2 separate regions of the Homo sapiens genome follow, and region 1 is linked to region 2. A link is a contact called in ENCODE Hi-C data. All regions are on one chromosome and are shown on one strand. The core of a region is the stretch at or near the end of the contact, and the rest is flanking DNA. Distances in the headings are between cores, read along the strand shown. Region 1 holds the start of COL27A1 (collagen type XXVII alpha 1 chain). Region 2 holds the start of WHRN (whirlin).

Region 1 (3,712 bases), core at 306-2,805, 350 kb before region 2:
CCAGACACCTTGCTCGACCGAGCCCGCGTGCAGCCAGGGTTTAAAAGGCCGCCTTCAGCGCCCCCTCCCCGCCCCCAGCGGAGACTTCAAAAGGCCCGGCGGGCGCCGCCGCCCCAGCACCTATGAGCCGCCCCCAGCTCTCGGAGCCCGCGCCGGAGCCCGTGGACGCAGAGCTGCCGAAGTTCGAGCGCAGGCGGACCGGGTCGGCGGCGCAGTCCCGCGCGCCCATGCCCCTCCCGGTGCCGCTGCGCTCCGCGCGCCCGCGCCCCGTTTAGGGAAGGGGACCTCGCCCCCCGCCCCCGCGCCCACGGCTGCGGGGACCCATGAATACAAATGCCGTTAGGCGCCGGAGGAAGGACCGACCGGCCAGCCTCGCACGTAGGGACCCAGTAAGTGCTTGGGGGCTCCTGGAGCGGTGCGAAGTGTTATATGCCTGTGTGTGCGCGCGCCTAAAGGTGTGCGCGTATGGGGAGGTGGGTACACGCGTGAGGAGTGAATGCGTGTGTGCACATGTGCGGTGGGCACTCTCGGAGAACTGTGTGCAAGTGAGGGTGTGCGCGCGTGTGTCCACCCGGGGTGTGTACATGTGTGGGGGCGATATGGCCAGGATAGCGTGCATTTGTGCCTGTGTAAGCATCCGTGTGCATGCTTCTGCGAGTGTAGAGTATCAGCGTGCGCCTGAGCCCAGATATCTGAGGATGCGTTTCGTGTGAACCTAGGAAGGGTGCGTGGCTGTCCCAGAATGGGACCGTGTGTGAGCGTGTGTCTGAGTTTGGGGAAAGGGTGGATACGTGTGGGAGTGTGTGTGTGCACCGGTGAATAAGTGTAACTTTGCTCGTGAACGAGTGGCAAGAGGTGGTAGAGGCGGAGGGAGCTGTGGTCCCAGGGCTGGACTGGAGTTTTGGGTGTGAGAATTTGCCCGGGGGCCAAGGTGTGCAGCTCTTAGCTCCCGGATGGGATCCGAGGGAGTTTTTGTCGATTCTGGGGAGGTGCGTGGTTAGTGGTGGTGGTGGGGTGCGGTTAGATTCCAATTGCTGACAGAAGGGAGAGAGAGGGTGGCAAACCCTTAACAAGCCCACCCTATATGTTCTCCAGGGCGCTCCGAGTCTGGGAGCGCAAACTTTTGGTGGGCGGTGGGGATCACGATACTGGTTGTCGTGGGCGTCTGGACACCAAGTTCTGGTCCTAGCTCCGTCCCTGAAACTGTGGGTTTCTTCCAGGAGTAGAATTTGGCCCTTCTCCCCTACCCCAACCCCCCATTGGAGGACCCCCAGCCTCACCAGTCAGAAGTTCCTAATCTCAGAACGGTGATCAAATCACCGTGAAGCCCTGGGCAGCCCCTTCCTCTCTGTGAATCTGTTTCCCCATCTATACAAGGAGGAGGGGGGCGGGTGTCCCATCGGGGCTGTAGTGGGCCAGCTGAGGCTGTACCCTTGGCTCCGGCCGGCAGGGGGCAGCAGGGGGCAGCAGAGGGCGGCCGGGAGCGGGGAGGAGGGAAGGTGGAGAGCCACCGCGGGCCGAGACTTTAAATCGCCTTCATTTCCCCCAAATCCTTCCTTTTCCTCTCCTCCCCCAGGCCGGCGGGGAGGCAGCTTCCACCGCCCTCCGCGCGCCCTCACCCGGCCTTGCTCTGCCTCCGGGGACCGCCAGCAGCCCGCCTCCAAAAGTTTGATCATCTCTCTCTCTCTTTTTCTTGCTTCTTCTTCCTTTTTGGTGGAAGCAGAAAAGGACCGAGGCAGGGGCGAGCGCGGCGCCCGGACTCCTGGGACCATGGGCCTGGCGCGGGCGCCCGCGGGGCCCCAGCCGCGCTGCCTGCCTGCTCGGGCGCCCCTGGGCGCGGGGCTGCGCTGGGGGCGCGGGGGCCGCGCGCTCTAAGCCGGCCTGGCGCGGCGGGGCGGGGGGCTGGCGGCCCCATGGGGCGCGCCCACACTTGCCCCCCGGGCTCGGGAGCATGAAGTAGGGGCCTGCCATGGGAGCGGGATCGGCGCGGGGGGCCCGAGGCACAGCGGCGGCGGCGGCGGCGCGCGGGGGGTGAGTACGAACTCGGGGACGCCCCCTCCCTAGCTTCCTGCTGCTCCAATCTCGGGGAGGGCCGGGGTTCCCCGCCATGCGGTCGCTTCCAGCGGAACGTCAGCTTCCTGCCCCTTCCTGCGCCCCCGCGAGGCGGGACGCCAAGGGTTAATAGGGGCTGCGCCCCCGGCCGGGCGAGAGTTGGCGAACGCTGCCCGCCCTGCCGCGCCTGGCCCGGCTGCCCGATCCCGTTGGGGCGGGGGCAGAGCCAGCCCGGGGGTCGGGGGTGGGGGTGGGTGGTGGCGCCTGGAGCGGCCGGCGGGGTGCGGAGGGGGGCTTTTTGGATGCTTGGGGGAGGAGGGGGGTCTCCGTTTGGGGCCGTCTCGGTGTGTTCCGGTGTCTCAGTGTCTGCAGGTCCCAAGCCTGTACGTCTCCGTTTCTATCTGTTCTTGTGAAATTGTCCGCAAGTTTCTAGGTCACCAGGTCTCGGGTTCTGCTCCTGTCTCCGTGTCTGTGTGGCTCTGCACGTCCCCGCGTTTCTGGAAATCTCCGCGTGTTTGTGTTAGTCGGCCTGGGTCTGTGTGTCTGTGTTTCCTGCTTCTCGGTTCCTGTCCCTTTCACGTGTGTAAGAGAGAAAAAGTGAGAGCCAGCATGTCAGAGCAGAAAGGGCCCTGGGCGATCACTGTGCGGAACCCCTCAGTGTACAGATCGGGAGACAGGGCCGGAGAGGGGCAGGGACTCTCCCAGGAGCGGCTGCGCGGAGCTGGGGCCCAGAGGCTGGGATTCCCAGCGTGTGGAGTAGGAGTTGTAAGAGAGAGTGAGCCTGTGCTGGAGCCGGCGCAGCGTGTGGGTGTGTGTGGGAGCCAGCAGCATGCAAGCAGCCCGTTGGGGCCTGTGGACGGCGCTCCTCTCTTTCCATCCTGCCCCCAGGACACCAGGACACTCCCCAGAGGCTGTTAGGGCTGTAGCTGGGCCCTGCCCCCTTTGAGCTGGAGTCCGCGGGATGACACCCCCTCCTTTCTTCCCCATGTCTTGGAAAAAGCTGGCTGTTTGCGATTCCCCCGCCCCGCACCCCCTCACCACAACACACACACACACACACACACACACACATACGCGCGCGCGGCACCAGTGAGCACACTGCTGACTCATTTTCTCCAGAAGACCCTGCGCCAGGGTAGATGCCAGCAGTTGGGCAGAAAAGTGGTGCCAGGCGAGCACCCCATGGTGGGGCTCCAGCTGTGGGCAAGTGGGCAGTCAACACTGCTCGGAGGCCCAGTCTCTGCCTTCTCCTGCCTCCCTGCCTCCCTTGACATCACGTTGTCCTGCATCATGTGCGCTCTGGCGCCAGCATACCTCTGCTCTCCAGCATGCCTCTGCTCTCCAGCATGCCTCTGCTCCTGGACCCTTCTGGCCGGACCAAACTCCATGTCATGTCTATGGACACATCCCTGGCCTCTGCCTCCTTCTGTTTCCTCCCTGTACTCAGAACATTCTCCCTCTCCTGTGCCTCCACCAGCGCTGCGGACCCTCAGCAGCCAGCAGCCTCCTGGTGGTCTCTGTCCCTTTCTGAGCACACTCCCCTGTTCTTTGTTGGCATTTTCTCTCCTCCATCTCTGTCCAGGGACCCTCTTGATACCCACATGCCTGGCTTGGCTACGCAGAGTAACATATCCACTGGTGGTAGGGGACAGCAGTGAGA
Region 2 (3,882 bases), core at 477-2,976:
AACGGCCTCCTCAGGCCACTTAAGAGCTAACAAAACTGTTTCAGGGAAAAACAAAAAACAAAAAACCACAGAATGGCAGTAGCAAAGGCCACCTAATTATGCCAAGCAGAGATTTTATCTCTTTTAATGCTCATAAGAATCCACAGCCCTATTCACACATTGTAACCACACATTTGCTCAAGTATTTGTTACTATCACCTGCACTAGCTTTTAAGCCTCACAAAGGCAAGGGCCATGTCTGTGCAGAACTACGTTCCCAGTGCCTGAGAGCTATTTGCTCTGTAAGCTATACATTCCTGTTTTAAAGTATTAAAAAAAAAAAAAAAGCCCAGAAAGGCCAAGTGATTCATCTAAGGACACACAGCATGGAGTTACTGAAAAAGCTGTGCCACTCTGTCCATACTCTGCCCCAGACTCTCTCCAAACCACAGCCTTACCTTGACGGCCTCCGCGTGGGTCACCCGGGCCAGGGATTTGTCGTTGACGCGCAGAATCTGGTCCCCGACCCGCAGTCCTTCCTTCTCAGCTAGAGAGCCTGGTTCCACCAGAGACACGTAGATGCCCACGCCGTGCTCCGAGCCCCCACGGATGCTGAAGCCCAAGCCCTCGTGGGCCTTGGCACGCCGCAAACTCACCAGGCGCACCTCCCCTGGCCCCGCGCTGTCGGGGCCGCCCCAGGCGGGCTGCCTGTAGGGGGTGGTGGCGGGCAGGTAGAGGCCCTCGGCCGTGTATTGGTCGAAGAGCAGCTGGTCGGAGCGCGGGATGACCAGACGAAGCATGGGCAGCAGGCGCCGCTTGACCGGACTGTCCAGCAGCACGCGCAGGGTGCGCACCAGGTCGAAGACGTTGCGGCGCGCGTGGTAAGCGTTCAGGCAGTGGGTGAACTGCTCCCGCTCCGCCTCGCTCAGCAGCGCGGTCAGCGCTTGGTGCAGCTGGCGCACGTTGGCAGACAGTAACCGCAGCCCCGCGCCCCCGCCGCCGCCCGCCCCGGCCGCCGAGCCCAGCGAGCCGGTGGAGGACGAGCTCACCGACAGGCCGTCCAGCGGCGCGTTCATCTCCACGCCGAGGCCCGGCCGGGCTCTGAGCGCGCGGGGTGTGGGCGGTGCCGCTGTCCTCGCGGGTACTGGCGCGACAGCTGGATCCCCGGGAGCGCGGAGACGACGGCTGGAGCCTGGGTTTGGGGAGCACGGGTACAGTGGCTGGATCCTAGGGGGTCGCGGAGACCGCTGCTAGAGTCCCGGAGGCGCGAAGACGGCGGGGGTCGCGAACCTGGAATCCGGGGGACGCGGAGACGTCGGCGGGTTCCTGAGAGACACAAGAGTTGGCTGCTGGAGCCCGGAGGTGGCGGAGACTGCTGCTGGAGTCCGGGGGGCGCGGGGTCAGCAGCTACATTCTGGAGGGCACGGAGACGACGGGTGGCTGGAGTTTGGGGGCGCCGCAAAGCTGACCTGACTGCCCCGTCACACCATGCCCGGGGCTCCCCCAGCCGGGCGCCCGTTCCTCTAGGGCTGGGGGACCCCAAAGTCAGAAGTTGGGGCGGAGGGCGCTCTAGTCCCAGAGCACTCCGGGGAGTGGCAGCCGGTGAAGCGGCGCGGGCGTCCGACAAGGGGTGCGGGGCATGTCCGGGGCAGCCCCGGGATGCAGCCGCCCGGGGAGCCTCCGCGCCTCTGCGCCGCCCGGCCGCAAGCCCGGACTTTGCGAACTGTTGAGCCACCCGGGCCGAGTCTTCCAGCGAGTTCCGACGCCGTCTCGTTGCCAGCCCGGCCCGGGCCCCGCCCCCTCGTCCCTCCTCCTGCCCGCCCCCTCCCCACGGGCTCCTCAGGAAATGACGTCCCGCCCGGTGCGCCTGGCCGTTGCCTGGAGACGGGGTGAAACAGTCCAGCCCCAGGGAAGAAAGGGGTGAACGCGGCGGTAGGGGTGGGAGGAGCCCCCGCGTCCCCTACCCCGCCGGCAGAGCCGGGAGCGGGGCTCAGAAACAGCGCTCTTCGGCGGTCGCAGCGAGTGCCGACACCAGGATCGCTTTGGAGTAATTAGCCGGCTAGCTAATTCACAATTCGGGGGGAAATCGTCAAGTTTTTTGTTTGTTTGATTTTTGCTTCCAAAATACTGGGCACTTCAGTCTCGGTTTTCTTCCTTACAATGTGGCGCTCCCCTCCTGCACGCGCCCTGACATGACAAATTCCAGGGTTTATGTGGACGGTCGTTGGCCACCTACTGTGTGCGAGAGACGAATACAAGCATAGACTGCTGTCTGCCGGAGTCAACTCCGTGGCAGGGATGGATCAGGCTGGACCCCTTCCCAGTCTCCATTGCAAGGGAAAAGCCACTTTCAGAAATATTATATAAAGTGTACACCCCACGCTCGCGCACACACGTACAAATGAGCGCATATAAAACTGGTGAAATCTGAGTAAGGTGGGTGGATTTTATCAATGTCAATGTCCTGGTTGCCATCGTGTCAACATCGGGGGAAACTGGGTGAAGGGTACATGGCATGTCTATGTATTATTTCTTAGAACTGCATTTGGATCTACAATCTCAAAATAGAAATTAAAAATATACATATTTGAAGTGGCTTGGAGAAAAATCTCTTCTATGCTCTCCCATCCCTAGGCAAAATGGGAAGATACACCCAGGTGTGCCCTGGAGTCGGTCGTCACCCACCCAATCCCCCAAATAAGATTTAAGTAAAATCCTGTGCTTTTATTCTAATGGGGAGCTTCATAGTGCTACACACACACACACACACATACACACACACACCCTACCTCACACACATCCCTTCCAACCTGAGCTGCCTCTCCTAAGCTACTCTTCTATGTATTTTTCGTAAAAGTCTTCCAGAATTTCCATTGCAGAGCCAGCTGACATCTATCCAGGGTAGGGCAAGATGGAGGATTACCTGGAGGATTTGGTTTGTGGTGGACCCAGAAGGATAGATCATTCATTTATTTATTTATTTATTTATTTATTTATTTATTTATTTATTTGGTCGCTTTTCATTCAACGTTTTTGAAGCATCTGCTCTGTGCTGGGTCATGTGCTGGGTGCTGGAGACCCAGGGGAGAAAGATCAAATAAATAGAGTTAAAAACCAGTGTGATACCTGTTGTAATGGCGAGGGAGCCCAGGTTTAGGAGAGGAGAATATGGTAAGGACTTTACTGAAGAGGCGACACCTGAATGAAGAACCTGTAAGGAAAACGGACTTTCTCCTCTAGACAATGGGGAAGAGTGGAAAGGTTTTCAACACTGCTGACTTAATGCATTGAGGCTAGGAATGGAAGCTGTGTTTTCCCTAAAGATCTTCAATTCTTTACTTCCCTAAAACAGACATAGGTTAAATTAATGCCCAATAAACATATTTAACAGTGTGTCTGAGGAAGATTTTTTAAAAAATAGCCAATTAGGCTACCTTTGGCCATCTGTCTTAAAGCTCTAATCTTAGCAGTTAATGGTGTCTATCCTTATTCCTCCTTTGTAACTGTTGTTGAAGCCTTTCATGCAACTAGACCAAGATGTTTAAGGAAAAAAAATCAATCTTCTCCACCCCAAAAATGTATTAATGACATACCTCAAAATGCCACCAAGCAGGGCTTAATTGTATGCAGTTCAGGTTTCCTGCTAATGTGTTTCATGCTCAGCTCTCACTTAGTTTGTTTTAATTATAATTACTGTGATTGGTTTGATAAATGCATCCCAGGAGCTAAGATCCCCAGTCCCAACATTTTATTTCTGTGCAAAGGATGTTTTCAAGAAGGTGTTTTGCTTTAGGCAGCAGAAACCAGGCTGCATGCAGTCTTAGTAGAAAAAGAAACACTTTCTTCTGCAAACATCAGAGACCGTCTGAAATGCTGTGCTGTTGTTTAATTTCATAGAGGACG

The links. Hi-C counts contacts between places; a loop is a spot of excess contacts on that map. Pooled maps may share reads with other maps.
Region 1: a map of CD8-positive, alpha-beta T cell shows a loop between it and region 2 (6-fold over the local background). The contact joins the promoter of COL27A1 here to the promoter of WHRN in region 2. A Hi-C loop is called at or near these places in 2 of 168 maps with a recorded cell type or tissue (CD8-positive, alpha-beta T cell and naive thymus-derived CD4-positive, alpha-beta T cell) and 7 of 50 pooled maps.

The regions. Positions count from the first base shown.
Region 1 is chr9:114,153,982-114,157,693 of GRCh38, forward strand. COL27A1 (collagen type XXVII alpha 1 chain) reads left to right here and starts at 1,556. Exons shown (of 61, transcript NM_032888.4): 1 at 1,556-2,031. The coding sequence starts at 1,970. It overlaps LOC105376225 (a long non-coding RNA gene), which reads right to left and starts at 287. Exons shown (of 5, transcript XR_930256.3): 1 at 1-287. RefSeq lists silencers at 1,421-1,540, 2,428-2,722.
Region 2 is chr9:114,503,747-114,507,628 of GRCh38, forward strand. It overlaps WHRN (whirlin), which reads right to left and starts at 1,727. Exons shown (of 12, transcript NM_015404.4): 1 at 438-1,727. The coding sequence starts at 1,055. RefSeq lists enhancers at 216-1,106, 1,107-1,997 and a silencer at 1,522-1,821.